Regions from separate parts of the Homo sapiens genome. Here region 1 is linked to region 2. A link is a loop called in an ENCODE intact Hi-C map of the cell type or tissue named here. Cell type or tissue: heart left ventricle. All regions are shown on one strand. Links, peaks and the distances in the headings refer to the core of each region. The heading gives the core; the rest is flanking DNA. Region 1 holds the start of LILRB4 (leukocyte immunoglobulin like receptor B4). Region 2 overlaps NLRP7 (NLR family pyrin domain containing 7).

Region 1 (15,865 bases), core at 3,181-11,180, 260 kb before region 2:
CGGCCTTTTTTTTTTCTTTTGAGACAAGGTATTGCTCTGTTGCCCAAGCTGGAATGCAGTGACACAATCATGGCTCACTGCAGCCTCAACCCTCCAGGGCTCAAGCGATCCTCCTGCCTCAGACTCCCGAGTAGCTAGGACCACAGTGCACACCACCACGCCCAACTAATTTTTGTATGTTTCGTAGAGAAGGGGTTTTGCCACATTGGCCAGGCTGGTCTGGAACTCCTGACCTCAAGTGAACCACCTGCCTTGGCCTCCCAAATCACTGGGATTACAGGCACAAGCCACCACACCTGGCCAACCAGTCTACTCTCTCTGTTTAGGAATCCACTTCTTTAGCTCCCACGTATGAGTGAGAACATTCGAGATTTGTCTTTCTGTTCCTGGCTTATTTCACTGACCATAATGACCTCCAGTTCCAACTATGTTGCTGTAAATGTCAGGATTTCATTCTTTTTTATGGATGACCCCTCTTCCATTGTGTATACATACCACATTTTCTTTACCCTTTTATCCACTGATGGACACTTAGGTTGATTCCGTATGCTGACTTGTGAAGAGTGCTGCAATAAACACACGGGTGCAGGGACTCTTGTGATGTCCTGAGATTTTTTTCCTTTGCATGAATATTCAGTAGTGAACTCACTGGATTTTACGATAATTGCAGTTTCAGTATCTTGAGGAATCTCCGTGTTTTTTTTTTTTTTCTTTTTTTGAGACAGAGTCTCACTGTCGCCCAGGCTGGAGTGCAGTGGCGTGATCTCGGCTCACTGTAGGCTCTGCCCCTCGGGGTTCACACCATTCTCCTGCCTCAGCCTCCCGAGTAGCTGGGACTACAGGTGCCTGCCACCTCGCCTGGCTAATTTTTTGTATTTTTAGTAGAGACAGGGTTTCACCCTGTTGGCCAGGATGGTCTTGATCTCCTGACCTCGTGATCCGCCCGCCTCGGCCTCCCAAAGTGCTGGGATTACAGGTGTGAGCCACCGCGCCCGGCCGGAATCTCCATGTTTTCCATAATGGCTGTACTAATTTATATTCCCACCAACAGTGTCTAAGAGTTATTTTGTCAGCACATCCTCACCAGCATGTTTTTATTTTATTTTATTGATCTATTTATTTATTTGTTTGTTTGTTTAGATGGAGTCTCACTCTGTCGCCCAGGCTGGAGTGCAGTGGTGCCATCTCAGCTCACTGCAACCTCCAGCTCCTGGGTGCAAGCGATTCTCTTCCCTCAGCCTCCCGAGTAGCAGGAGCCTCCTGATTACAGGCGGGCGCCACCACGCCCGGCTAATTTTTGTCTTTTTAGTAGAGACGGGGTTTCAACATGTTGGCCAGGCTGGTCTCAAACTCCTGACCTCGTGATCCGCCTGCCTCGGCCTCCCAAAGTGCTGAGATTACAGGCGTGAACCACTGTGCCCAGCCCAGCATGTTTTTATATGTTTCTTTGATAATAGACATTTTAACTGAAATAAGATGATACTCATTGTAGTTTCGATTTGATGCCAGTGATGATTGTGGGTTTTTGTTTGTTTGTTTGTGTTTTGAGATGAAGTCTCGCTCTGTCACCCAGATTGGAGTGCAGTAGTGTGATCTTGGCTCACTGCAACCTCTGCCTACTGGGTTCAAGTGAGCCTCCTGCCTCAGCCTCCTCAGTAGATGGGACTACAGGTGTATGCCACCACGCCCAGCTGTTTTTTTTTCTTTTTTTGTATTTTTGGTAGAGATGAGGTTTCACCATGTTGCCCAGGCTGGTCTCAAACTCCTGGGTTCAAGTGATCCACCTGCTTTGGCCTCCCAAAGTGCTGGGATTACAGGTGTGAGCCACCGCGCTTGGCCGATGATTAGTGTTTTATATAGCTGTTGGCCATCTGTACATTTTCTTTTGAGAAGCAACTATTCAGATGCTTTGCATACTTGTTAATGGAATTATCTGGGGATTTTTTGTTGAGGTGTGTTTCTTCTAGGCCTAATTTGTTGATAGTTTTAATGATGAAGGGATGTTGAATTTTGTCAAATGTTTTTTTAACATCTATTGTGATGATCATATAATTTTTTTTTTTTTTTTTAGACAGAGGGTCTCTCCTTCACCCAGGCAGGAGTGCAGTGGCGCGATCTTGGCTCACTGCAACTTCCACCTCCTGGGTTCAAGAGATTCTCCTGTCTCAGCCTCCCGAGTAGCTGGACTACCGGTGCACACCACCACACCCAGTTAATATTTTGCATTTTTGAGAGAGATGGGGTTTCATCATGTTGGCCAGGCTGATCTCGATCTCCTGACCTCAAGTGATCCACCCATCTCAATCTCCCAAAGTGCTGGGATTGCAGGCATGAACCACCGCGCCTGCCCATGATTATATGTTTTTTGTTCTTCCTTCTGTTGACATGAGATATCATATCTATTGATTTGAGAATGTTGAAATATCCTCCCTTCTGGCTGCTGTGTGGACTGCGAGCTCTCCTACCCTCCATGGTCTTCCAATCCCACTGTCCCCAGGCCAACTGCTCCCAGACTATGCAGTAGTCTCATGTGCATGGAGCAGTTGCAATTGATCCTGGTGGTGACAGAGGGGTTGGTGTTTCAGGCATGGCACAGTCAGAGGAGGTCCCAAGGAGAGACCAAGAGGTAAACTTAAGTAGAGCTGCACCCCTTCCTTGGCATCTGTAGAACCCTGGATAAAATCAAATACGCCAACCCAAATGCCCATCAATGATAGACTGGATAAAGAAAATGTGGCACATATACACCATGGAATACTATGCAGCCACAAAAAAGGATGAGTTCATGTCCTTTGCAGGGACACAGATGAAGCTGAAAACCATCATTCTCTGCAAACTAACACGAGAACAGAAAACCAAACATCACGTGTCCTCACTCATAGGTGGGAGTTGAGCAATGAGAACACATGGACACGAAGAGGGGAAAATCACACACCGGCACCTGTCACGGGCTGGGGGGCTGGGGGAGGGATAGCATTAGAAGAAATACCTAATATAGACAACAGGTTGATGGGTGCAGCAAAATACCATGGCACGTGTATACCTATGTAACAAACCTGCACGTTCTGCACATGTATCCCAGAACTTGAAGTATAATAATAAAAAAAAAGAAAACGAAACAATGAAACATGGGTTCTTATGAATCACAGAACACCCGTGACCCCAAGTTAAGATGGAAATTTATGATTCATTCCAACTAGGTCCTGTTTTCAGTATCTCACAAAAGCTTGACTCTAGAGTGAAATATACTTGGAAATGAATGAACGACTCTTGTGGTCTTTTTACTTCTTGTAAGGCTTTAGGATCCACCCGTTTGAATACCTATGACCAGGACCTCCTGCAATGCTTCTCTCTCCACCTCCAGGCATCCCTTCATTCAGATAATACCAATTCATCATCACCATCTGACCTCTCCTTCAGCTTCTTCACCACCCTCCATCTCAATTGCTTTCTGTTTTTCTTCTTTATTTTTTGAACTTCAACTTTTATTTTAGATACGAGGATACATGCTCAGGTTTGCTACATGGAACTATTGCACCCAGGTGGTGAGTGCAGGACCCAGTGGGTATTTCTTTTATCCTGTCCTATTGCGTTAAATCTTTCCTTCCCGGGACTGGTCCTATCTCTAAACTTTTTGCGTAGTGATTTTATCAACTTAATTTTTGCTAGGATGCTAGATTTTCTAGGAGGGGAGGTAATTTGAAATGAAGTCTGGGTTACTGTGAATCCAGTATATCTGCTTTGCTCGCCTTTATCTCTTGTGTCCTGGGATGGCCACAGGTTGACATGTTTAAATGTTTCTTAAGTGAGGATGGATAAGATTTACTGAGTGGTGAGTGCACGAATACAAAAGCAAAATGAGGCCGGGCGCGGTGGCTCACGCCTGTAATCCCAGCACTTTGGGAGGCCAAGGCGGGCAGATCACCTGAGGTCAGGAGTTCGAAACCAGCCTGGCCAACATGGTGAAACCCCATCTCTACTAAAAATACAAAAGTTAGCCGGGTGTGGTGGCAGCTGCCTGTAATCTCAGCTCTCAGCTACTCGGGAGGCTGAGTTAGGAGAATTGTTTGAACCCAGGAGGCCGAGGTTGCAGTAAGCCAAGATTGCACCACTGCACTCCAGCCTGGATGACAGAGTGTCACCCTGTCACAAAAAAAAAAAAAAAAAAGAAGCAAAATACAAGAAGTCCAGGACTGGTAAAGGCAAGGCATGTTGAGCGGTTAGAAAAGGGGTGATGACATCGAAAAACCTCCTGGCATTTCCCAGTCCTTGCCTAGCACAGGTTACTCTGAAAGCAGGACTTAAGACAAGGATATGAGCGCAGGTAACTGATTTGGGAACCAAGTTTAAGGGAATAGGGTTCCCTTATGAAAGAGAGAAGGAGAGGAATTCCTGAAATCAGCATGCATTGCGGACACCACTACAGCAGGTAATATGGACAGGTCCACACCAGGATCTCTGATAATGTGCAGACCATCATCCAGAACTTCCCGCCAAAACAGGAGATACTCGCCAATATGTGTATGGCTTTCTAGCCCCCATTTCTGGGAGTTTCTTTTTCCCCAGCCACTGTCAGACGCATCAAGCTTTGGCTGAAATAGCTTCCAATAAGGTCCTTACACACAAATGTGGAGAGACACATGGAAATCCTCGAAATGAGATACTGTCCCGTGATTCTGAGAGTGACCCAAAAGGATACGGAATGAGGTACTAAAAGCAGGTGCTTGGAAACCTGAGGGCAGTGGTGTTCATGCGTTTCCCGGCACTTTGACTTTCAGCCTCCTGCAAGCCTCTCCTTCTTTGCCTTCCTGACCGTTAGATACAATTAATTTGGGGTTTGTTTTTTCTGCTTCCTCTTTCCCCTCCCACCCTATGTTTCAGTTCTAAAGTTAGAAGGTCCTCTCATCCTTTTAAGAAGAACAGAGACAGAAAATGGTTAGTCACCATCTAGGACAGACTACAATTCCAGATCATTGCAGGACGTGCCCACTCAAATGGATGATTATTGAGAGCTGGCCACCTGAAGTGTTTTACACAGGCAGTGATCTAAGGGTTGAAGCTATCTGGCCTTTTTGCTTGCTTGTTATGTATTTATGGCTTTTTTCCTTTTCAAAATAATTTTACTAAATATTTAATTCACCAACTATATATATTTATGGGGTACAATGTGTTATAAATGTATACACTGTGGAATGATGGAATCAAGACAGTTAACATGTCCATCACTCCGCATACTAACATCTGTGAAAACATTTAAAATCTATGCTTGGCTGGGCGTGGTGGCTCATGCCTGTAACCCCAGCAACTTTGAGAGGCTGAGATGGGCGGATCACCAGAGGTCAGGAGTTCGAGACCGGCCTGGCCAACATGGTGAAACCCCATCTCTATTAAAAATACAAAAATTAGCTGTGAGTGGTGGCGGGTGCCTGTAATCCCAGCTACACAGGAGGCTAAAGCAGGAGAGTCTCCTGAACCCAGGAGGCGGAGGTTGCAGTGAGCTGAGATCACACCACAGCACTCTAGCCTGGGCGACAGAGTGAGACTGCATCTCAGAAAAGAAAAAATATATATATATATTTTGGAGCTACATCGTGCTAGCGCTGCAGAGAATGAGTTTTGTTTTGCGACACAGTTTTTAGATGTCTACCGGGCTCTGGTGGAGATGGAATGTTTGGCCTCAAGTGGGCAGGTCCCATGGGACATGAGTAGCCGACCATGACCTGGCTGCGTACTGGCCCACCAAGCATTCGACTGGCGTGCCCAGCCACTCTCCGTCATCGCAGAGAAGTGCTCTATGTGAGATTTGGTTAAAGGAGTCCCTGAAGGCCTGTGGGAGGCAGAATAGTGACCTCCCAGAGATGTCCACCTCCTGAGGCCCAGACCCTGTGAGTTGGGGAAGCTTATGTGGCAAAAGGGACTTTGCAGATGTGATTAAGTCAAGGATCTTGGGTTGGGGAGATTACCCAGGTGGGCCTGATGTAATCACAAGGGGCTGAGTAAGTGAAAGAGGAAGACAGGAGGGTCAGAGTGAGAGAAGGAGGTGAGTGCATGGAAGCAGGGGGCAGATAACGGGACTGGTGGCTTTGAGGTTGGAGGGAATGGAGAGGCAGGAATGCGGGAGCCTGCAGAGGCTTGAACAGGCGAGGGAACAGATTCTCCTTGGAGCCTCCAGGAGGACACGGCTCTGATAGCAGCTTCATTTTAGCCCAGGGAGACCCATTTTGGACTTGTGACCTCCGGGACGGTAAGTCAATAAACCTACATTATGTGAAGCCACTAAGCTTGTGGTGATTTGTTATGGCAGCAAAAGGAAGCTTTATGGTTCATCTGTACCCTGAAAATGCAGGTTTTTGGTTTTTTTTTTTTTTCACTTGTTCAATGATGTACCCCCAGTGTCAGGCGCTTTGCAAACACACGATACATACGGGTTGATGTTTGGTCAAGAGAGGAATTAAGACCAGGCAGACAGCAGGCTGGGATCAGAGAGACCCCATTTCTGTCTGAAATGTCTGCAGAGAACCTGGTGCCTGCCTCAGCCCTAGCTCTGGGGAAATGAAAGCCAGGCTGGGGTTCAAATGAGGGCAGTTTCCCTTCCTGTGGGCTGCTGATGGAACAACCCCATGACGAGAAGGACCCAGCCTCCAAGCGGCCACACCCTGTGTGTCTCTTTGTCCTGCCGGCACTGAGGACTCATCCATCTGCACAGCTGGGGCCCCTGGGAGGAGACGCCATGATCCCCACCTTCACGGCTCTGCTCTGCCTCGGTGAGATTTAAAGAGGGGGAGGGGAGACCCGAGTCTTGGAGGAAATTTGCCTCACAGCCAGGCCCTGGTTCTTTAGGAGACTCAAAAATCTCAGGGTAGCCGGGCGCGGTGGCTCACGCCTGTAATCCCAGCACTTTGGGAGGCCGAGGCGGGCGGATCACGAGGTCAGGAGATCGAGACCATCCTGGCTAACACGGTGAAACCCTGTCTCTACTAAAAATACAAAAAATTAGCCGGGGGTGGTTGCAGGCGCCTGTGGTCCCAGCCACTCGGGAGGCTGAGGCAGGAGAATGGCGTGAACCCGGGAGGCGGAGCTTGCAGTGAGCCAAGATCGCACCACCGCACTCCAGCCTGGGTGACAGCGAGACTCCGTCTCAAAAAAAAAAAAAAAAAAAAATCTCAGGGTAAAGAGAGGACCTGCTCAGGCTTCCGGGGCAAATCCCTCACAGGGAACTCTCTTCCAGGGCTGAGTCTGGGCCCCAGGACCCACATGCAGGCAGGTGAGTCTGTCCCCAGCTGTCCCAGGTCCCTCCTCCTCACTGGGACAAGGGGCCACCCATGGGCAGCTGGGGGAGGAGACAGCAGTTCTGGGTGACTGATGAGGATGACGGGGGGGTCCTGGGGCTGAGAGCTGGGATCTGAGGGCTGAGGAAGGTCTTGGGATCCAGCCTCTGATTTTCTTCCAGGGCCCCTCCCCAAACCCACCCTCTGGGCTGAGCCAGGCTCTGTGATCAGCTGGGGGAACTCTGTGACCATCTGGTGTCAGGGGACCCTGGAGGCTCGGGAGTACCGTCTGGATAAAGAGGAAAGCCCAGCACCCTGGGACAGACAGAACCCACTGGAGCCCAAGAACAAGGCCAGATTCTCCATCCCATCCATGACAGAGGACTATGCAGGGAGATACCGCTGTTACTATCGCAGCCCTGTAGGCTGGTCACAGCCCAGTGACCCCCTGGAGCTGGTGATGACAGGTGAGAGGACACTCAGGGGTCCCAGCCCCAGGCTCTGCCCTCAGGAAGGGGGTCAGCTCTCAGGGGCATCTCCCTCTCACAGCCCAGCCCTGGGGATGATGTGGGAGGTGGGAGCCCCATTTAACACGGTGCCTCCTTCTCTCCTAGGAGCCTACAGTAAACCCACCCTTTCAGCCCTGCCGAGTCCTCTTGTGACCTCAGGAAAGAGCGTGACCCTGCTGTGTCAGTCACGGAGCCCAATGGACACTTTTCTTCTGATCAAGGAGCGGGCAGCCCATCCCCTACTGCATCTGAGATCAGAGCACGGAGCTCAGCAGCACCAGGCTGAATTCCCCATGAGTCCTGTGACCTCAGTGCACGGGGGGACCTACAGGTGCTTCAGCTCACACGGCTTCTCCCACTACCTGCTGTCACACCCCAGTGACCCCCTGGAGCTCATAGTCTCAGGTGAGGCTCCTGACCCTGTCCTCTCTGAGCTCAGTGGCTCCGTTCATGCCCTGCTGCCAGGAGAGCTCTGGGCAGGGATGGAGGGAGAGGGGCTCAGCCAGTGGGGGACTCAGCCCTCAGAGGGGAGGAGGACAACAGGGGCCCTCCCAGGCATGCCCATGCTCTTCTCCCTCACCTAGGGTCCAGAAGGTGCCAGGTGGACAGAGAAATGGTCCTTGGGAAGCTGCAGGGCAGATATAGGGAGAGGTTCAATTTGATGTGGAGACCCAAGGGCAACCCCAGACTCTCACCCTCCTCTTGTCCTTCTACCCAGGATCCTTGGAGGGTCCCAGGCCCTCACCCACAAGGTCCGTCTCAACAGCTGGTGAGTCTCAGAGGCCTCTGTCCAGAGAGTTTCCAAAGCCCGAGGCCTGTCTCAAGACATGCTCAGTGGATCTAAGTCCTCGTTCCAATTCTCAGCTGGGCTTGCTTCCACGGGTGTGGGAGTCGGGCAGCGACTTGGGAGGCACCACAGGCTCCCAAGGCCCTGAGGCTGGGCTGGTGAGGGGTGAGGGGGTCAAGGCTGAAGGAGATGTTGCGGGGAGAAGCCGAGCTGATGTGGGGAGCAGGGCAGCCCCAGCCCTCACATCCCTGTTCTAACCCAGCAGGCCCTGAGGACCAGCCCCTCATGCCTACAGGGTCAGTCCCCCACAGTGGTGAGTGAGGGGCTCTGAGTGGGAGGTGGGCAGGGTCTAGGGGAGCCAAGGGTGGGTTCTGTCCTAGGTTAAGGCTCCTCTGGAGGTGGTGATGTGGACAGGCCCCTCCCCTGCATGGGCCTCAGTTTCTCCAAGTGTAAAGGAGAGAGGCCTGCGGGTGGGAAAGTTCCTTTCAGCTCTGACTCCCAGCTGTGCCCTCCTGGGAGAGGAGGCCTCCCAGGGAACCTCCCAGACCCGATTCCGCAGGGGCCTGTCCGGTCCCACCTGCAGCAGAGACGGTGACCTGGGGCAGGGGAGGGGAGCAGGGCGGTGGTTCAAGACAGTCAGGCTCTTTCCCTGCAACTCTGGGGCTTGGCTCTGGTGCAGGAACAAGGGCTGCAGCTCAGACTCCCGGGTTTCCTTCCCAGCTCTGCCGCTTCCTGGCTGGAGGGGTCTGGGGCAGGCGATTCCCCTCTCTGAGCCTCAGTTTGTGCATCTGTGAAATGGGTGGAGAGAGGGTGGCAATCTCAGGTTGCACAACTGCTGTGAGGGTTGGAGGTAATGAAAGAAAGACCCAGCACACACAGTAGGTGCACACACAGTAGGTGTGCACATCAATGACATCATCCCCATTCCTGATGTCATCACGCCCAAGGTCTGAGAAGGCACTGGGAGGTACTGATCGGGGTCTTGGTGGTCTCCATCCTGCTTCTCTCCCTCCTCCTCTTCCTCCTCCTCCAACACTGGCGTCAGGGAAAACACAGGACATTGGGTAAGTAGGAAATTGGGGGACCCGTGGGCTGATGGAGGGTGGGCTCAGGGCACCAGCCAAAGGGACTCCAGATAGGAGAGGTCATCTTAGAAACTCTGCTCCAGAAATTCCCAGTGAGAAAATCTAGAAAGAAGAAAATGAATGAGGGAGTAATGGAAGTGCTTTATTCTTTCGGTTTTTCTAAACTTAGAAAGTATTTAAAACATCCTTGCAAGTGTATTTTCAGGTTTCCTTTCCTCTTGACTTGCATGTGCAAGGCAGGTGGTTCTAACGTTCCCAGAGCTGAGACTCTGTCCATCTTCCCCCAGCCCAGAGACAGGCTGATTTCCAACGTCCTCCAGGGGCTGCCGAGCCAGAGCCCAAGGACGGGGGCCTACAGAGGAGGTAATTCTGCCCAAAGACCTCAGACTCCCACCCATCCCAACAGCCACCTCACTGTCCCCTTACACTCCCGTATCCTCCCCCAGGTCCAGCCCAGCTGCTGACGTCCAGGGAGAAAACTTCTGTGAGTGAGAGGCAGAGAAGGTGCACCTGGGGTGGAGCTGGGGGTCCCAAAATTTCAATAGCAATGGGGGCAGGAGCACAGGCTAGGATTGGTCAGGGACTCAGGGAGAAGTGGTCTGAACCCACATTGTGGGACCTCGGGGACATCACAGCCCCTCCCTGCGTTGCAGTGGCACTAATGGGAACAGGGCAGGGACCAGCAGGAATGAGAGGTCCCAGGGAACCTTCCCAGGAGATGAACCCCTTGCTCTACCCCAGCAGGTGCTGCCGTGAAGAACACACAGCCTGAGGACGGGGTGGAAATGGACACTCGGGTGAGAACCCGCCCCTGTCCCCGGCACCAAAGGCCTCCTGGTGCCAGATCTAATCCTGCAGGACTTCTCTGTCCTCCTTCCCCCGGCTCTCAGCATCGTCACGGTGGACCCCTCCTTGTCCAGCACGCTGCCTCCTGCCTGCTGGGACCTCACTCTCTCCTGCTGTCCTGGGACCTCATGGGCCTCCTCCCGGGTCCCCTTCCTGCTCCTCATCCTCTGTTTGGCCATCTGGTTGTTAGAGAGCTCCCCAGGCCTCAGGAGGATGACGAATAAATGAACCACTCCAGTCCCCTGGGCTCCCCTTCATTCATTCATCTAGTGAGTGTTCCCAGGGAGCTCACTGTGGATGGGGCTCCCCATGGGAGCTGCAGACACAGCAGGGAGCAAAGCCGCCCCCGCCTCCTGAGCTCACCTCGTGGTGGGAGACAAAATGCAAATAAATGCATCGTGTCCAGGAGTGCAACGTGCTGTAAGGAACATAAACCAGGTAAAGGGCAGAGAGTGTGGGGCAGTGGGGCCAGTCTGAATGGAAAGGGAGGGCTGTCTGCTCAGCTGTCATCTGAGAAGCCTGGACGGAGAGGGCCACGTGATCCTCTAATGGACGAGCCCCTGCAGGCAGAGGAAACAGCCGTGCAAAGGCCCCGAGGCAGCAGCGAGCTCTTGCAGGAAGGCCGCGTGAGGCTGCAGCCAAATGGGCAAGGTCAGAGTGAGGAGCAGAGACCAGAACCACAGGGAGGGAGCGGCCAGACCCTCCACGGCCTTAGGGCATCCCTGAGATTCCGTCAGGAAAGGGATGTAATCGGATCACCCTGGGAACAGTGGGGAAAATTGACTCCAGGGAGTCAGGAGGATTCAAGGACACCCCCCACCACTGTCTCTCTCCAGCAGAGCCCACACGATGAAGACCCCCAGGCAGTGACGTATGCCAAGGTGAAACACTCCAGACCTAGGAGAGAAATGGCCTCTCCTCCCTCCCCACTGTCTGGGGAATTCCTGGACACAAAGGACAGACAGGCAGAAGAGGACAGACAGATGGACACTGAGGTGAGTCCTTTCCTCTCCAGGCCCCCAGGCCTCCCCCACCCCCACCACGTTCCTTCCCTCTCACTCTCCCCCGCTGCAGGCTGCTGCATCTGAAGCCCCCCAGGATGTGACCTACGCCCGGCTGCACAGCTTTACCCTCAGACAGAAGGCAACTGAGCCTCCTCCATCCCAGGAAGGGGCCTCTCCAGCTGAGCCCAGTGTCTATGCCACTCTGGCCATCCACTAATCCAGGGGGGACCCAGACCCCACAAGCCATGGAGACTCAGGACCCCAGAAGGCATGGAAGCTGCCTCCAGTAGACATCACTGAACCCCAGCCAGCCCAGACCCCTGACACAGACCACTAGAAGATTCCGGGAACGTTGGGAGTCACCTGATTCTGCAAAGATAAATAATATCCCTGCATTATCAAAATAAAGTAGCAGACCTCTCAATTCACAATGAGTTAACTGATAAAACAAAACAGAAGTCAGACAATGTTTTAAATTGAATGATCATGTAAATATTACACATCAAACCAATGACATGGGAAAATGGGAGCTTCTAATGAGGACAAACAAAAAATAGAGAAAAATTAATAAAGTCAAAATGTTTATTCTTGAAAACATTAATGATACATGAATCTTGGCCACAATGAGAAAAATAAAAATGAAAAAAGAGCAGGCATCCATTTCCATACAGGAACAAAATAGGAGGCAGCACTACAGACCCTACACACAGCTTTACAGAGGTGAAAGAAAACTGTCAGCAATTCTATGCTGACATAACAGAAAATGTAGATGAGATAGATGAAATACGAAAAATTACAGTTTACTTAATGAACATAAGGATAAATAGAAAAACTGAATCATCATACATAAACATATATAAAATGCATTGATCCTGTAATCAAAAATGTTCCCACAAAGTAAATGCCACTTCAGCAAGGTTTGTTGGTGGTTTTTTCAAACTCTTATGCACTCATGAAACACACAGACACACACACACACAAACTTGCATAAATTTTCCCTGAGAATATTTTGTATATATTTACACAAATACATTTGATCAGACTAGGAACAAGTTGATACCAAAACCTGAAAAGGAAACTACAGAATGGGAAAGTCATAGAAGATCTCTCACAGAAATATAAATCCCTTAACAAATATTAACAAGTAAGATTCATGTCTCTATAAAATAGACAGTATATCATGACCACACTGGTTTTTTGTTATCCTTTGATTTTGTTTATGAAAAGCAAGGATAGCTTAATTTTCAAAAACTCAATCAATGTAATTCAGTATTTTAACAAAAGGAATGAAAAATTATCATCTCAATAGACAAAGCTTTTGTCTGAGCACCTTTTCATATAGCTGCTGACCATTTGTATGTCTTCTTTTGAGAAATGCCTGTTCAGCTACTTTGCCCATGTTTCAAGTAGTTTTTGGTTTCTTGCTGTTGCTTTGTTTTAGTTCCTTACATATTTTTGCATATTAACCCTTTATCAGGTATACAGCTTGCAACTATTTTCTCCCATTTCTGAGTTGTCTCTTCATTCTGTTTGCAGAAGCTGTTTAGAAGCCACACCTTTTGTCTATTTTTGCTTTTGTTGCTTGTGTTTTCAGGGCCATATCCAAAAAAACCTTGCCCGGACCAACGTCTTGAAGCTTTTCTCCCACCCATTTTTGTATATGGGATAAGGGTTCAATTTCATTCTTCTTCATATGAATATCCCCAGGATGTGTCCTATGCCCAGCTGCACAGCTTACCCTCAAACAGAAAATAATGAAGCCTTCTTCCTCCCAGGAAAGGGGACGTTCAGCTGAGCCGAGTGTGTATACTGCTCTGGCCATCCACTAGCCCAGGGAGGACCCAGACCTCCACACTCCATGGAGACTCAGTTCTCCTAGGACCATTTATTCAAAAGGACTGCCCTCTCTTGTTCTTGGAAACTTTGTTGAGGATCAATTCACCATAAATATGTGTGTTTCCTTCTTTGCTTTCATCCCTGTTGCACTGATCACTGTACCTGTTTCTATTCCAGTTCCATGATGTCTTCCTGGCTGTAGCTTTGTAGGATATTTGGGGATTCCATAGTGTGATATCCCCTTCTTCCCTTTGCTCAAGATTGTTTTGGCTATTTGGGGTCCTTTTGTAGTCCCATTCAAATTTTAGGATTGTTTTTCTATTTCTGTGGAAAACGACCTTGGAATTTTGTTAGGAATTGCATTGAGTCTGCAGGTATGAACTTTTTTTTAAAGTTCCAGGGCACATGTACAGGACCTGCAGCTTTGTTACATAGGTAGGCTTGTGCCATGGTGGTTTGCTGCACCTATCAACCCATTACCTAGTTATTAAGCCCAGCATGCATTAGCTCTTTTTCCTGATGCTCTCCCTCCCTTCATCATCCGCCCTCCCACTACAAGCCCCAGTGTGTGTTGTTCCCCTCCCTGTGTCCATGTGTTCTCATTGTTATACGAACATTTTAACAATGTTAATTCTTGCAGACCATGAACATAAGCTACCTTCCCATTTATATGCGTCTTGTTCAATTTCATTCATCAATGTTATAAAGATTTTAGTGCAGAGATATTAAACCTCCTTGGTTAAATTTAATTCTAAGTAATTTTTTAGCTATTATAAGTGTAATTTTTCTTTCGATTTCTTTCTGGATAGTTTGTTTTTAGTATATAGAGATGCTACCAATTTCTGCATGTTGATTTTGTATCCTGCAACTCTACTAAATTCGTGGATCAGTTCTAAAAGTTGTTTGGTTGAGTCTTTAGAGATTTTTATATATAAAATCATGTCAGCAAACAGAGACAATATCACTTTTTATCTGATTTGGGTGCTTTTGTGTATTTTTATTGCCTAATTGCTGTGTCTAGGACTTCTATTACTATGCTGAATAGAAGAAGTGAGAGCATATACTTTTGAGCAAGGATTCTTCCATCCTCCTCCTACAGAAAGGGCAGGTTCTAATTGCACTCTGGCTGAACTATTAGCACTTCTCATGCACTTGTGTGCTCAGCCCTCAGTCAGCCTCATTGGAAAGGGTCCAACTGAGGAAGGCACCAGATGTATTTGCTGCTAAGTCCTGGCCACAGACAGTGGATGACAGATGATTATTTAAATAAAGATTAGCTTTCCTTTCAAAGTTGGAGTGCTAACCCACCCAATGTCCCTAAGGCTTCAGGGCAGGACCATGGAAAGAGGAGGAGGAAGGTTCTGAGAACTAGACAAGGGGCACTGAGGAGGCAGAAATGAATCAAGTGCTGTATCCAGGGAGATGTGGAGGAGACTGTTAGAAAATAGTAACAAAAAAAGGGAAGCCCAAGCAGAGAATTGTTTGGTAGAAAGAATACCCACGACCCAGGGTCAGTGGAGGAGTTATGTTTTCTTCCCCTATTTCCCTGCATTTCTGCACTATGCACAGTGATATCGCTGTCACTTTCTCAGCCCTGCAGGCTTGTCAGAACCCAGTGACCGCCTGGAACTGGTGGTGACAGATGAGAGGACACTCAGGGATCCCAGCCCCAGGCACTGCATTCAGGAAGGGGTTCAGCTCTCAGGGGGTGTCTCCCTTCTCACAGCCCAGCCCTGGGGTATGATGTGGAAGGTGTGAGCCCCATTTAACATGGTGCTTCCTTCTGTCCTAGGATTCTACAGCAAATCCACCCTCTCAGCTCAGCCCAGCCCTGTCCTGACCTCAGGAGGTAAGGTGACACCATTATGTCCTTCACGGCTGGGATTTGACAGGTTCATTCTGACCGTGGAAGGTGAACACAAGCTATTCTGTCTCCTGGACCCCGAAAAACAGTCCGATGGACAGTTCCAAGCCCTGATCCTGGCAGACCCCATGACTTCTAGCCACAGGTGGAGGTTTACCAGTCTGGTTTAGCAGACTTTAGCACCTGAGACCAAGAGCTCCAGCAGCTCACTAGATTCTGACCATACCTGGAGGCAACCTGGTGAAAGAAGAGGCTTGGAAGGAACCAGCCCTCTGAGTCCCAGCTCCTCGCACACTCCAGGTGTGCCTAGGGAGCCCTCCCATTTGACTCCACAGGGTCCTGTCATGGCCCATGGAGAGAGGTTGACCCTCCTGTGTTGCTCTGATGTTGGCTGCAAAATATTCTCTCTGTCCAAGAAAAAGATACATCACCTTCCCCAGAGTTCTGGCCAGAAGTTCTCCCAAGATGACTTCCCCTTAGGCCCTGTGAGCATCTCCCATGGGGGCCAGTACAGATGTTCAGTGGACACAACCTCTCCTCTAGGTGGTCAGCCCCCAGTGACCCCCCTGGACATCCTGATCGCAGGTGAGAAGCCCAGCGGGTTCAGTTAGGGACCCAGGCTCTGTACAGGCCCTGCCAGGGGAGCCTAGGTGGTGATGGTTGGGA
Region 2 (15,865 bases), core at 3,641-11,640:
CCCTTATCATCAGCAGACACTTGGGGCACCTACCTTTTAACCACAGAGACGGGACTCCAGAAAGGTAAGTAGACAGCTGGGGCCATAGGCTCTGAAGGAAGGGGCTGGGCATAGAGTAGACCTAGGAAGGGAATCTAAATGGGAACAAGAGGGTGTCCTTGGCCAGGCGCAGTAGCTCACACCTGTAATCTCAGCCCTTTGGGAGGCCGAGGCGGGCAGATCATCTGAGGTCGGGAGTTCAAGACCAGTCTGGCCAACATGGCGAAATCCCATCTCTACTAAAAATACAAAAAAATTAGCCAGGCGTGGTGGCGTGTGCCTGTAGTCCCAGCTACTTGGGAGGCTGAGACAGGAGAATAGCTTGAACCCAGGAAGTGGAGGTTGCAGTGAGCCGAGATCGTGCCATTGCACTCCAGCCTGGGCGACAAGACTGAGGCTCTGTCTCAAAAAAAAAAAAAAAAAAAAAAAAAAAAAAAAAAAAAAAGAGGGTGTCCTTACATCCCTGTCAGCGATCACCCTGTTCTCCTGCCTACAGACCATGCCCTCTGGGATCACACTGCCCAGAATCTCCTTCGGATGGGCCTGGCCTTTCTAGTCCTGGTGGCTCTAGTGTGGTTCCTGGTTGAAGACTGGCTCAGCAGGAAGAGGACTAGAGAGCGAGCCAGCAGAGCTTCCACTTGGGAAGGCAGGAGAAGGCTGAACACACAGACTCTTTGAAGAATGACCATGAGACACAGTGGCCATGGGTGGATCTGAAAGCTGGTGTTGAGCCTGGGCGGCGTGAGCTCTGTGTTGGACCCACGGAGGAGGGAGTCACTGCAGGGAAAGAGGGACACTGGCATTCCATTTGTCAGAGCATCCCGGACGATGCAGAGGGTGGGAGAACTACATGCTAAATTTCTTTTTTTTTTTTTTTGAGACAGAGTTTTCTCTTGTTGCCCAGGCTGGAGTGCAATGGCGCGATCTTGGCTCACTGCAACCTCTAGCTCTCCATCCCTCGGGTTCAAGTGATTCTCCTGCCTCAGCCTCCTGAGTAGCTGGGATTACAGGCATGTGCCACCACCCCAGCTAATTTTGTATTTTTAGTGGAGACGGGGTTTCTCCCTGTTGGCTGGTCTCGAACTCCTGACCTCAAGTGATCTCCCCGCCTTGGCCTCCCAAAGGGCTGGGATTACAGGCATAAGCCGCTGCGCCCAGCCACTGAATTTCTTCTGTAGACAAATCCTATGGTCTCTTCTAGGCTCTAACTATTTTTGTACCACTTACTGCAAACCATACTTTTAACCACTCTGGTCTTTTCTGAAAAGATCTCTCCTTCTTTAACAGGATGGCCATGGAAATATTTTTTTCCTACTTTGGTCTTTTTTTCTTTCCTTTCTCTGCAGGAAGCCATTCAAAATAGTTAATAACCAATATAGAATAGGTCTGTATCAAATGGTTCAGGAGGCATTGTGGCAACAACCAGTTGTAGAGAAGCAGCTTTATAAGTGAATCCTGCCAGGCACGGTGGCTCACACCTGTAATCCCAACACTTTGGGAGGCTGAGGCGGGCAGATCACCTGAGGTCAGGAGTTCGAGACCAGCCTGGCCAACATGATGAAACCCCATCTCTACTAAAAATACAAAAACTCGGCCAGGCACGGTGGCTCATGCCTGTAATCCCAGCACTTTGGGAGGCCAAGGTGGGAGGATCACCTGAGGTCAGGAGTTCGAGAGCAGCCTGGCCAACATGGTGAAACCACATCTCTACTAAAAATATAAAAATTAGCCAGGTATGGTGGCGTGTGCTTGTAATCCCAGCTACTCAGGAGGCTGAGGCAGGAGAATAGCTTGAACCCGGGAGGCGGAGGCTGCAGGGAGCCAAGATCGCACCACTGCACTCCAGCCTACGTGACAGAGCAAGATTCTGTCTCAAAAAAAAAAAGAAAAAAAAAAAATAAGTGACTCCTGGCTGCATCCCAACCATACCCCAATTCCTTCTAACCACAGAATTATTCCATCTTCTCTTCCTTTTTTTTTTTTTTCTTTTTTTTTGTTTGTTTTGTTGGGACAGAATTTCACTTTTTTTTTTTTTAATGTAAGTTTTAGGGTACATGTGCACAACGTGCAGGTTAGTTACATATGTATACATGTGCCATGTTGGTGTGCTGCACCCACTAACTCGTCATTTAACATTAGGTATATCTCCTAATGCTATCCCTTCCCCCGAGTTTCACTTTTGTCACCCAGGCTGGAATGCAGTGGTGCAATCTTGGCTCACTGCCACCTCCACCTCCAGGGTTCAAATGATTCTCCTGCCTCAGCCTCCTGAATAGCTGGGATTATAGGCATGCACCACCACGCCCGGCTAATTTTTGTATTTTTAGTAGAAATGGGGTTTCACAATGTTGGCCAGACTGGTCTTGAACTCCTGACCTCAGGTGATCCACCAGCCTCGGCCTCCCAAAGTGCTGGAATTACAGGTGTGAGTCACCGTACCCGGCCACCATCTTTGCTTCTTTATCCACACCTTGCCTTGTTCTTCAGGGCTCTGCAGAGATATCATTTCCTCCAAGAGTTTCCACAACTCCGACTTCACAAAGATAGCACTTTTTTTTTTTTTTTTGAGACAGTCTCACTCTGTAGCCCAAGCTGGCGTGCAGTGGCACAATCTCAGCTCACTGCAACCTTCGCCTCTGGGGCTCAAGCGATTCTCCTTCCTCAGCCTCCCAAGTAGCTGGGACTAGAGGCGCGCGCCACCACACCCGGTTAATTTTTTTTGCATCTTTAGTAGAGGTAGGGTTTCATCATGTTGCCCTGGGTGGTCTCAAACTCCTGAGTTCAGGTGATCCCCCCGCCTTGGCCTCTCAAAGTGCTAGGATTACAGGCGTGAGCCACTGCGCCCAGCCAAGACAACACTTTCCTCATCCCAAAGCACCTGTTAATTCCCTGTAACAGCACTTGAACCCTGATTCGGCATGCATGTCCATTTTCCTGCCTCTACCGTGAACTCGTGTGAATTGATCTATGTCAGATTTAGTGGCTGCATTCACAGCTCCCGCAACTATAACGGGGTTCTCGGGAAATATATATCAAATGAGTGAATGTATATACGGGGCTGTGGCACAGCCTGCAACTTGAGACTTCTCACTAGGGGTCTTGAAATGCTGTCTGGACACCACCATCGCTTTCCTCCCTGAGAACTTCTACTTATCAACCCATTTATATACTCATCGCATGGGTCCTCACGCCCTCCCATTATTCTGGTGCCTCATGCCGGTCAAATTTATTCTCTAAATCTGATTTTTCCATTAAATAGCAGCCTGGCCAACACGGTAAAACCCCATCTCTACTAAAAAATACAAAATATTAGCCAGGCGCAGTGGCTTGCACCCGTAATCTCAGCTACTCGGGAGGCTGAGGCAGCAGAATCACTTGAACCCGGGAGGCAGAGGTTGTGGTAAGCCGAGATTGCACCACTGCACTCCAGCCTGGTAACAGAGCGAGACTCCCTCTCAAAATAAATAAACTGCTGACTCGCGTATTTTTTCTTTACCCCAACTCATTCCTTACATGTAGGCACCTGTAATCCTAGCTACTCAGAAGGCTGAGGCAGGAGAATCGCTTGAACCTGGGAGGCGGAGGTTGCGGTGAGCCAAAATCGTGCCACTGCACTCCAGCCTGGGCGACAGAGCGAGACTCCATCTCAAAAAAAAAAAAAAAAAAACCACATAGGCTCAGTCTTTTCAGTATCTGCTTTACTGGTTCAGTAAAAGCCAGGAAACACAACTTTGTGGTAATCTGAATGTTATTGAACTGTATTTTGTTCACTTTATTGTAAATACTAGTGAACAGTGAATAAATGGTTGTATATTCCTAATAAGAAAAAAAAAAAAAAAGACCCAAAGTACAGCGAGCTGATGCCGATCTCATTTCGCAGAGGTCCGCCTGCTCTCCCCTCTCCAAGAGTGTAATCCTATGCTTAATAAACTTATGCCGCTTTGCTATGTGTGTGTATCACACCCAATTCTTTGTTCGAAACACCAAGGGCCTGGAACTTCACAGCTTTGGCTGGTAACGGGGAGCAGGGGTAAAGACATTTAAAAGCTGCTTGTGTTAACCATAATCGCCATCCCATATATCAGACCCCCAGAACTAACTCATCTTATAACTGAATATTGTGCTTTTTTTTTTTTTTTTTTTTTGAGACGAAGTCCTGCTCTGTCACCCAGGCTGGAGTGCAGTGGCGCGATCTTGACTCTGCAACCTCCGCCTCCCGGGTTCAAGCGATTCTCCTGCCTCAGCCTCCCGAGTAGCTGGGACTACAAGTGCGTGCCACCACGCCCGGCTAATTTTTGTATTTTTAGTAGAGACGGGGTTTCTCCATGTTGGTCTCAAACTCCTGGTCTCAGGTGATCCACCCGCCTTGGCCTCCCAAAGTGCTGGGATTACAGACGTGAGCCACCACACCCAGCTACTTGTGCTTTTTGACCAACATCTTCCTCTCCTACCACCCCCAGCCCCTGATAACCTCCACCTACTCTCACTTCTAGGAGATCAACTGTTCTATTTTTTTTTTTTTTTTTTTTTTTTTGAGTCTCGCTCTGCACACCCAGGCTGGAGTGCAGTGCTGCAATCTCGGATCACTGCAACCTCCGCTTTCCGGGTTCAAGCGATTCTCCTGCCTCAGCCTCCAGAGTCGCTGGGATTACTGAGCCACCGCGCCCAGCCAGAAGACCCACGCTCCCTAAGACATAACCCACACTGGTGGCCTTTGTTCTGACTTCTCACCTGTGCTCCCCACCCGCTAGAAACTGGCTTCTCTCCCCACACTTCCTCTGAAGCTGTCTGTGTGACCAACACTAATGAGCTTCCTTCCTGGAACATGCAGTGACCCTTTTCAGCCCTTCTCATTATTGCTCCCCCACAGTTGTATTTGACACGTTGACCACTTCCTCCTCGAAGGACTCACTTCTCTGGCTTTCTCGGACACTTCTTGCTACTCGTTTTCTGACGGTTACAGTACCAACAGGTTTGCAGGCACCTCCACCACCAGAGCCAATCCCAGCTACTCGGGAGGCTGAGGCAGGAGAATCGTTCAAACCCGGGAGGCAGAGGTTGCAGTGAGTCGAGATTGCGCCACTGCACTCCAGCCTGAGTGACAGACTGTGACTCCTCAAAAAAAAACAAAAACAAAAACAAAAAAACTACAGTCTTGCTCTGTCGCCCAGGATGGAATGCAGTGGTGCCATCTTGGCTCACTGCAACCTCTGCCTGCTGGGGTCTAGCGATTCTCCTGCCTCAGCCCCCCAAGGAGCTGGGACTACAGGCATGTGCCGCCACGCCTGGCTAATTTTTGTATTTTTAGTGGAGATGGGGGTTTTACCATGTTAGCCAGGTTGGTCTTGAACTCCCGACCTCATGTGATCCGCCCACCTTGGCCTCCCAAAGTGCGAGGATTACAGGCCCCCGCACCCAGCCTAGGATCCTGCACCTCTCTAGCCTAGCAGTTCTCTGCTGGGTGATTTTGCTCTCCACTCCAGGGGACATTTGGCAATGCCCATGGTAATTTTTAATTGTCATGACTTGGGGAGGGGTTCTACTGGCATCTGGTAGGTAGGGTCCAGGGGTGCTGCTCAGCTTCCTACAATGCCCAGGGCAGCCCCAGATGGCAGCAGCACCAAGGCTGAGAAACACTGGCTCATGCAGAAAGCAACCACCTTACACCCTTCAGTGCAGGGACAAAGGCAGGGTTACGAGTCCACGGAAACTCTCCAGTCTCAGCCTACGTAAGACGTGGCTATTTTTCTTTCTTATTGTTTTTATTCATTTATTTTTCTTGAGACAGAGTCTTGCTCTGTCGCCCAGGCTGGACTGCAGTGGCGCGATCTCTGCTCACTGCAAGCTCCGCCTCCCGGGATCACACCATTCTCCTGGGACTACAGGCGCCCGCCACCTAGCCCGGCTAATTTTTTGTATTTTTAGTAGAGACGGGGTTTCACCATGTTAGCCAGGATGGTCTCGATCTGACCTCGTGATCCTCCCGCCTCGGCCTCTCAAAGTGCTGGGATTACAGGTGTAAGCCACCGCACCCGGCCTTATTCATTTATTTTTTGAGATAGAGTCTGAGCCCTTTATTTTATTTATTTAGAGACCAAGTCTCGCTCTGTTACCCAGGCTGGAGTGCAGTGTCGTGGCCTCAGCTCACTGCAACAACCTCCGCCTCCCGGGTTCAAGCGATTCTCCCACCTTGGCCTCCCAAAGTGCTGGCATTACAGACACCCACTACCATGCCTGGCTAATTTTTTGTACTTTTAGTAAGTAAAGACAGGGTTTCACCATCTTGGTCAGGATGGTCTCGAACTCCTGGCCTCAAGTGATCGGCCCGCCTGGGTCTCCCAAAGTGATGAGATTACAGGCGTGAGCGACCACACTGGCCTAATGTGTAGTTTTTTATCTGTGGCCTCCCTTCTGCCCTCCCCCTTCTGAGACTCTGAAGCCCATTACATCACTCTGCCTTTGTGTACCAACAGCTTAGCTCCCACTGAGAACATACAGAGCCAGGCACGGTGGCGGTGGCTCACGCCTGTAATCCCATCACTTTGGGGGTGCTGAGGCAGGTGTATCGCCTGAGGCCAGGAGTTCAAGACCAGTCTGGCCAACATGGTGAAACCCCATCTCTACTAAAAATAGAAAAATACATAGCTGGGTGTGGTGGCACGTGCCTATAATCCCAGCTACTAGGGAGGCTGAGGTTGGAGAATCGCTTGAACCCAGGAGGCGGAGGTTGCGGTGAGCCAAGATCACACCATTGCACTCTAGCCTGGGCAACAAGAGCAAAACTGTCTTAAAAAAAAAAAAAAAAAGTGAGAACATATGGATTCTACTCCTGTTAGAATAATGGCCTCCAGCTCCATCCAAATTGCTGGAAATGACATTATTTCATTCCTTCTAATGGCTGAATAGTATTCCATGGTACATAGACACCACGTTTTCTTTATCCACTGTAGGGACCAGCCCCACAGGGTCGGTGGGTCTCTCCCTGTGTGCGGCGACGAGAGAGTGTAGAAATAAAGACACAAGACAAAGAGACAAGAGAAAAGGCAGCTGGGCCCGGGGGACCACTACCACCAATGCGCGGAGACCGGTAGTGGCCCCGAATGTCTGGCTGCGCTGTTATTTATTGGATACAAGGCAGAAGGGGCAGGGTAAAGAGTGTGAGTCACCTCCAATGATAGGTAAGGTCACGTGGGTCACGTGTCCACTGGACAGGGGGCCCTTCCCTGCCTGGCAGCCGAGGCAGAGAGGGAGAGGAGACAGAGAGAAAGACAGCTTACGCCATTATTTCTGCATATCAGGGACTATTAGTACTTTCCCTAATTTACTACTGCTATCTAGAAGGCAGAGCCAGGTGTACAGGATGGAACATGAAGGCGGACTAGGAGCGTGACCACCGAAGCACAGCATCACAGGGAGACGGTTAGGCCTCCGGATAACTGCGGGCGAGCCTGACTGATGTCAGGCCCTCCACAAGAGGTGGAGGAGCAGAGTCTTCTCTAAACTCCCCCGGGGAAAGGGAGACCCCCCCCCCCACCCGCTGCCCCTTTCCCGGTCTGCTAAGTAGCGGGTGTTGTTAATTGACACCTTTTGCTACCGCTGGACCATGATCCGCTTGGTGACGGGTGTCTTCCCAGACGCTGGCGTCACCGCTAGACCAAGGAGCCCTCTGGTGGCCCTGTCCGGGCATAACAGAAGGCTCGCACTCTTGTCTTCTGGTCACACCTCACTATGTCCCCTCAGCTCCTATCTCTGTATGGCCTGGTTTTTCCTAGGCTATGATTATAGAGTGAGGATTATTATAATATTGGAATAAAAAGTAATTGCTACCGGCTAATGATTAATGATACTCATATATAATCATATCTAAGATCTATATCTGGTATAACAATTCTTGTTTTATATTTTATTATACTGGAACAGCTCGTGTCCTCTGTCTCTTGCCTCGGTGCCTGGGTGCCTTGCCGCCCACAATCCACTCATTATTCAATGGGCACTTCGGTTGGTTCCACATCTTTGCAATTGTGAATGGCTGAGCCAGCCATTCTTAACTGGGGGTGATTTTGTCCCCATGGGGGTATCTGGCCACATCCCGAGAGGTTTTTTGGTTGTCACGAGTTGCAGTGGGGGCAGGCTCAGGCTCATCCAAGTCCAGGGGTGCTGCTATACATCACGTGATACACAGGACAGTCCTTGCTACGGACTGAATTGGTCCCACCAAACGTCATGTACAAGCCCTACCCCAGATGTGACTCTATTTGGACACAGGGCTTTTCAGAGGTAATTAAGGCTGGTCAGGCGCCGTAATCACAGCACTTTAGGAGTTCTGTGTTTATTACTGGTAAGTGGGTAAGAGCCCAGTGTGGCAGCTCACGCGTGTAATCCCAGCACTTTGGGAAGCGAAGGCAAGGGGATAACTGGAGGCCAGCAGTTCAAGACAAGCCTGGTCAATACAGCAAGACTCCATCTCTATAAAATATTTTAAAATTAGCCAAGCATGTTTGGCATGCACCTGTAATCCCAGCTCAGGAGGCTCAGGTGGGAGGATTCCTTGAGTTTAAGGCTGCAGTGAGCTAAGATCGCACCATTGCACTCCAACCCGGCTGTGGGCAACACAGCACCACCACCATCTTGGCTGGGCACGGTGGCTCACGCCTGTCATGCCAGCACTTTGGGAGGCCGAGGCGGGTGGCTCACCTGAGGTCAGGAGTTTGAGACTAGCCTGGCCAACATGGTGAAATCACGCCACTGCACTCCAGCCTAGGCAACCAAGTGAGACTCTGTCCGCCCCACCACCCCACCAAAAAAAAGACTACTATCTTAAACAAAATCAAAATTTTTAAGTAGATAAAATATTTAGGGGAAAAAAACTTCAATTAAATATGCAGCAGAGTCCGACCCAGATGTTTTCACTCCCAGCCTCTACCTACTATCTTTGTGTCTTTATTTTTAGCAAATTCTACACGGGAACTTCATGTGCATGTAGAACCCTAAATGTTGACTCAGCCCTACCTCTCATCACCTGACCACTTCCTTTATTCACGCTGTCTCTACCACCCTTCCCATCGGTGTGAGCTGTATCCCGCTAAACACTGTTACCACCCACAGCCTGCATTACTACCAGCTGACTGTAGCCTTAAACACCACAGTGATCTCGAGCATTTGAGAAGACTTATCTTGACAAGGGCTCACGAAAGACAGCAATGCTCAACAGCAAGATAAATGAGGGCCTTCATGGGATCATTCAGTGCTGAAGCCACTCAACCTCCAGGTTTGGGTTAGTAAAAAGAACTTTGTCAGGCCAGGCACAGTGGCTCACGCCTGTCATCCCAGCACTTTGGGAGGCCAAGGCGGGCAGATCACCTGAGGTCAGGAGTTCAAGACCAGCCTGGCTAACATGGTGAAACCTCGTCTTTACTAAAAATACAAAAATTAGCCAGGCATGGTGACGCACACCTCTAGTCTCAGCTACTCCGGAGGCTGGGACAGAAGACTCACTTGAACCCAGGAGGCAGAGGTTGTAGTGAGCCAAGATCGCACCACTGCACTCCAGCCTGGGCGACAGAGGCAAGACTCCATCTCAAAAAAAAAAAAAAAAAAAAAAAGAAAAGAAAACTTTGTCATACAAGCTTTCAACCTAAAGCATTAGCCATATGCCCGTGTTTTTGTGCCTGGGACCATGACAACTTTCCCCATATCAATGCTCTTATTTTTTTTTTTTCGAGACAAGAGTTTTGCTCTTATTGCCCAGGCTGGAGTGCAGTGGCACAATCTCAGCTCACCGCAAACTCCGCCTCCCGGGTTCAAGCGATTCTCCTGCCTCAGCCTCCCGAGTAGCTGGGATTACAGGCATACACCACCCCACCCGGCTAATTTTGTATTTTTAGTAGAGACGGGGTTTCTCCATGTTGAGGCTGGTCTCGAACTCCTGACCTCAGGTGATCCGCCCGCCTCGGCCTCCCAAAGTGCTGGGATTACAGGTGTGAGCCACAGCGCCTGGCTGCTCTTATTAAAATAGTCTCATCACCTACCGCAAGCGTGGAGAGCCAAGTGAGGAGAGGGGTCAGTCCCTTTTGGCAGCGCCTGGAAGCCAGTGCTAACATCATGGTGACAACTTTTCATTCTTAAGGAAAATTGCGGAGTGACTTCTATGCATTTTCTATGAATGACCAAATACAGGGTGTGGAAAAGCTGTGTTTGCCATGGCAATGGGAAGCCGAGAGAAACGGGGAGGCGAGAGAGACAGAGACATACACAGAGACTCCCAGAGACAGCCACACAGACTCACACAGAAACAGACAGACAGGCTGGGCTCGGTGGCTCACGCCTGTAATCCCACCACTCTGGGAGGCTGAGGCGGGTAGATCACCTGAGGTCAGGAGTCCGAGAACAGCCTGGCCAACATTGTGAAACCCCGTCTCTAGTAAGAATACAAAAAATTAGCCAGGCATGGTGGCACAGGGCTGTAATTCCGGCTACTCGGAAGGCTGAGGCAGGAGAATCACTTGAACCTGGGAGGCGCGGTTGCAGTGAGCTGAGATCACGCCATTGCACTCCAGCATGGGCGACAAGAGTGAAACTCCGTCTCAAAAAAAAAAACAAAAAAAAAAAACGAAAGAACAGAGAGACACATACAAAGACAGAGATAGAAACGCCCAGCGACAGAGACACACACAGAGAAACACAGACAGACACAGAGACACACACACAGAAACAGACACAGAGACAGAGAGACAAAAAGACAGACACAGAGAAACAAAGAGAGACACACAGAGACAGAGAGAGAGAGAGACACATACACACACACACAGAGAGTAGGAGGCGGCCCGTGGGAGCCGAGCAGAACCAGCGTGAGGCAGGGCCATCTTCTGAATTAAAGGCAACAGTGACTGTAAGCTTGTGCTTTGTGAGTAACAGGATAGATTAGAACAGGGCTGGCTGCCCATGGCCCACGAGCTGTTTCTGGGAAGCCTCCGCAGGTGCCAGCCAGGCCCTGCGCTGCTTCCATGTCCAAAGGCACAGCTGAGAGCTGATGAGAGACCGCGGGGCCCACAGTGCCAAGCATATGAACTATCTGGCCCGTTTGTCAATGCGTGGGTTGATCACATAAGTTATGATCACATAAGTCACAAAGACACACTGATCACATAGATGCACCTGGCAGATAGTAGACCACATGGCGCCTGAGTTAGGGAAGAAAAGAAATAGAAGAATCAACCGAATCATCCCTGAACTTCTTAGCAATACTTCCTCCTAGACAAAGCACAGAGTACCATGTTTATTGCAGGTTTGCTCCTGAGCATGTCAATAAACGCAGCTGCAACGAGAGTGCTCTAACTTTATTATCCCTGTGAGAAAGTACATAGCGTCATGTGAAGGGGGTGCGTGACTCGTGCAGAATCTCCCAAAAATAGTGAGAAAACCAGTGTCAAATCCTACCTCTCGACAGACTCTAGTGTTAACATGTGACCCTCTGACCTGCATTCATAAGACATCTTAGAGACCCGAATCCCGCTTCCTGTGTAATTCGTAGAGCGATCCCAGGCTGCTCAGCAAAAAAAGTCACAGCACGGAGGTGCCGTTGCCCCGGAAGCATTGCAATCAATAGTCAGCTTGGGATTCTTTTCTTTCACTTCCTCCAACAGCTTCTTGATTTCCAAATTAGTTTCATAGGTCTTCAACCTGGAGGGATCAGAGAACACAAATGTTCCCAGAAATTCATTCTCAACTACCCAGGATGCCTGAATATCTGTTTTCAAACACTCAAAGCAGGAAACGTTTTTGGGATTTTCTGGGGGACAGGGTCTTGCTCTGTTGCCCAGGCTGGGGTACAGTGGTGCCATCTTGGCTCTCTGCAACCTCCAGCTCCCAAGTTCAAGCAATTCTCATGCCTCAGGCTCCTGAGTAACTGTGATTACAGGTGTGCACCACCACGCTTGGCTAAGTTTTGTATTTACAGTAGAGATGGGGTTTCGACATGTTAGCCAGGCTGGTCTCGAACTTCTGGCCTCAAGTGATCCATCCACCTCGGCCTCCCAAAGCCATGGGATTACAGATGTGAGCCACAGCACCCAGTCAGAAAAGTTTTCTAAAAAGAAATTTAGACCCACACAATGGGGATCCTTATAAGTCTAAGAAAAAAAAGATTATGGCCAGGCACGGTGTCTCGCACCTGTAGTCCCAGCACTTTGGGAGGCCAAGGCAGGCAGATTGCTTGAGCTCCGCAGTTCAAGGCCAGCCTGGGCAACACGGTGAAACCCTGTCTCTACCAAAAATAGAAAAAGTTAGCCAGGAATGGTGGTGCACGCCTATAGTCCCAGCTACTCGGGAGGCGGAGGCAAGAGGATCACTTGAGCCCAGGAGGCGGAGGTTGCAACGAGCTAGAGATTGCCCTACTGCACTCCAGCCTGGTAACAGAGTAAAACATGCCTTTAAAAAATAAATTTAAAAAATAGATAATCAGGCTGGTGCACGGTGACTCACGCCTATAATTCCAGCACTTTGGGAGGCCGAGGCGGGCAGATCACCTGAGGTCAGGAATTCGAGACCAGCCTGGCCAACATAGTGAAACCCCGTCTCTACTAAAAATACAAAAATTAGCTGGGCATGGTGGCAGACAACTGTAATACCAGCTACTCAGGAGGCTGAGACAGGAGAATCGCTTTGAACCTGGGAGGCAGATGTTGCAGTGAGCCAATACCGCACCACTGTACTGCAGCCCGGGTGACAGAGCGAGACTCTGCCTCCAAATAAATAAATAAAAAATAGTGGCAAATCAAACCTTCAGTAGAACTAAGAGAATGCCAGAGTGAACCCCAGGGTTAATGATAGCAAACTTGGCTCTAACGTGGCTGCAGCATGCAAGCCTGTGTATGTGAACATGAGGGGTGGTGATTGTGGAGACACTGGCTTGCTATGTTGCCCAGGCTGGTCTCAAACTCCTGGCCTCAAACAATCCTCCCACCTTGGCCTCCCAAAGGAGGAACTGAGGAATGAGAAAAGAAATACGCCCCAAACATATGACATAAGAGACCACAGGGGGCTAGAGATTTGTCACCAATAGTCCTTGGTGGCATTACAGACCTCGGTCCCACCAACAAGAGAAGCATGACACTATTTAGCTCAAGTTTCATGATATACCCCTAAAACCTTAACCCATTTATGCCAGAGGTTACAATTATTTGAACTGCAGACGTGTGAAAAATCGTACCTTGAGCAGGATATAAATAACTCCCACATGCTTAGCGTTCCAATAATGCAACACTGGGCATCATGAAGCAGTTTACATGCGTATCATCTCTACAACTAAAATAACTCTTGAATAAGACAAGTGGGCTGTGCACAGTGGCTCACGCCTGCAATCCGGGTACTTTGTGAGGCCAAGACAGGAGGATCGTTTGAAGCCAGGAGTTTGAGAACCTCGGCAACACGGCCACACAGTGCAGCAGAGCAAAACGTTGTCTCAGAAAAGAAAAGACAAAGGCAAGAAGAAACTAAAGGTAGATTACGTTAAAATAAGTCACTGAGGCCGGGCGCGGTGGCTCACGCCTGTAATCCCAGCACTTTGGGAGGCCGAGGTGGGCAGATCACCTGAGGTCAGGAATTCGAGACCAGCCTGGCCAACATAGTGAAACCCCATCTCTACTAAAAATACAAAAAATTAGCCGGGCGTGGTGGCGGGCGCCTGTAGTCCCAGCTGCTCGGGAGGCTGAGGCAGGAGAATGGCGTGAACCCGGGAGGTGGAGCTTGCAGTGAGCCGAGATCGCACCGCTTCACTCCAGCCTGGGCGACAGAGACTGGAGTCTCTGTCTCAAAAAAAAGACAGATTCAAAAAAAAAGACAGACTCCGTCTCAAAAAAAAGACTCCGTCTCAAAAAAAAATAAAAAATACAAATAAGTCATTGAAAAGATATACACGGGTCACAACTAAGGGAGCATCTGTAGGACGATCTTCTGAAAAGCTAAGACCCAGGACAGCTCTGGGAACTACCTATTTTTGGATATAATGATTAGGGGTGTGTGTGTGTGTGTGTGTGTGCTCATGCACACACATACACACAAGCTTCCAGTCTGTACTCCAGGATGATTTAAACTCTCAGTATGCCTAGGACTAAGTGTTTTGGGGGAAAGTTGGACAATATTCAATTCACAGAGCATTTTAGAAAAGTATCTAATTTTTAAATTATCTCCTAAGCTAGGAGTGTGCTATAGAAAGATGCCTTAAGTTGATCCCTACAAAGAGTACACACACTCCCAAAAAAACTCTTCTCTGCATGGGAAATTCACCATGTGAAACAGCCATCCCAGGGCCGAGCACAGTGGCTCACGCCTGTAATCCCGGCACTTTGAGAGGCTGAGGCAGGTGGATCACCTGAGGTTGGGAGTTTGAGACCAACCTGACCAACATGGTGAAACCCCATCTCTACTAAAAACTACAAAAATTGGCCAGGTGCAGTGGCTCATGCCTGTAATCCCAGCACTTTGGGAGGCCAAGGCGAGAAGATCACCTGAGGTCAGGAGCTCGAGACCAGCCTGGCCAACATGGCAAAACCCCATCTCTACTAAAAATACAAAAATTAGCTGGGTGTGGTGGCGAGCGACTGTAATCCTAGCTACTCAGGAGGCTGAGGCAGGAGAATCACTTGAACCCAGGAGGCAGAGGTTGCACTGAGCCGAGATAGCGCCACTGCACTCCAGCCTGGGGGACAGAGAGAGACTCTGTCTTTAAAAAAAAAAAAAAAAAAAAAAAATTAGCCAGCTGTGGTGGTGTGTACCTGTAATCCCAGCTACTCAGGAGGTTGAGGCAGGAAAATCGCTTCAACCTGTGAGAAGGAGGCTGCAGTGAGTCAAGATCGCGCCACTGCACTCCAGCCTGGGCAACAGTGAGACTCCATCCCAAAAAGCAAAAACCAAAAAGGCCGGGTGCAATGGCTCACCTCTGTAATCCCACCACTTTGGGAGGCCGAGGCAGGTGGCTCACCTGAGGTCAGGAGTTCAAGACTAGCCTGGCCAACATGGTGAAACCCCTCTCTACTAAAAAATTAGCCAGGCATGGTGGCAGGCATCTGTAATTCCAGCTACTTGGGAGGCCAAGGTGGGAGAATCGCTTGAACCCAGGAGGTGGGGGTTGCAGTGAGCCAAGATCGCACCACTGCACTCCAGCCTGGGCTACAAGAACAAAACTCCGTCTCAAAAAAAAAAAAAGAAAAAGAAAAAAATTAGCTGGACATGTTGGCATGCCTCTAGGCCCAGCTACTCATGAGGCTGAGGCAGGAGAATTGCTTGAACCTGAGAGGCAGAGGTTGCGGTGAGCCAAGATTGCGCCACTGCACTCCAGCCTGAATGACAGAGCACGACTCCATCTCAAAAAAACAAAAACAAAAAACAAAACAAAACAAAACAAAAAACCCATACCTGAGTATCTTCAAGGATCCAGTTCTTTGTCTTAGAACCCCAAAGAGCTTAATTATGCCACTCTTCCACAAATGATTCTGGCCCAGGTCCAGAGTTTCAAGCTTCTGATTGCTGAGGAGAGCAGATCCAAGATGCTGACAATAGAAAGGCATGAGGGAGCAGCTCCAGAGGCTGTTGAGGAAGAACATGGAAATCCACGCATTCACTGAGCAGGTAGTGGCTCAAGCGTGTAATCCCAACACTTCGGGAGGCCAAGGCGGGTGGATCACTTGAGGCCAGGTGTTCGAGACCAGCCTTGCCAACACGGTCAAACCCCATCTCTACTAAAAATACAAAGATTAGGCAGGGCGTGGGGACAGACACCTGTAGCCCCAGCACCTTGGGAGGCCGAGGAGGGTAGATCACCTGAGGTCAG

What was found. A loop is a pair of places that touch in the nucleus more often than their neighbours do. Peaks named below come from ENCODE experiments on the same cell type or tissue, not always from the same donor. Only the 100,000 strongest peaks of a DNase experiment are listed, where the experiment ranks them.
Region 1: it touches region 2 in a loop (2.7-fold over the local background); 11 of 110 quality-filtered maps call a loop at or near these places.

What each region holds. Positions count from the first base shown.
Region 1 is chr19:54,656,304-54,672,168 of GRCh38, forward strand. LILRB4 (leukocyte immunoglobulin like receptor B4) reads left to right here and starts at 6,682. Exons shown (of 12, transcript NM_001278426.4): 1 at 6,682-6,764; 2 at 7,229-7,264; 3 at 7,451-7,735; 4 at 7,883-8,182; 5 at 8,496-8,546; 6 at 8,827-8,877; 7 at 9,512-9,628; 8 at 9,937-10,012; 9 at 10,096-10,133; 10 at 10,394-10,446; 11 at 11,332-11,490; 12 at 11,570-12,415. The coding sequence starts at 6,731. The coding sequence ends at 11,716. In heart left ventricle, for the core only: no CTCF peak of the experiment used is centred there; DNase peaks (open chromatin) are centred at 6,638, 7,350 and 8,688; H3K4me3 peaks cover 301 bases.
Region 2 is chr19:54,912,155-54,928,019 of GRCh38, forward strand. It overlaps NLRP7 (NLR family pyrin domain containing 7), which reads right to left. Exons shown (of 11, transcript NM_001127255.2): 10 at 15,451-15,621; 11 at 11,361-11,718. The coding sequence ends at 11,586. NCR1 (natural cytotoxicity triggering receptor 1) reads left to right here. Exons shown (of 7, transcript NM_004829.7): 6 at 14-64; 7 at 536-919. The coding sequence ends at 717. Among named protein-coding and RNA genes, the nearest start is that of NCR1, 14 kb to the left of the region's middle. RefSeq lists enhancers at 8,173-8,674, 8,675-9,174. In heart left ventricle, for the core only: CTCF peaks have their summits at 7,677 (motif pointing left) and 7,876; no DNase peak of the experiment used is centred there; H3K27me3 peaks cover 2,724 bases.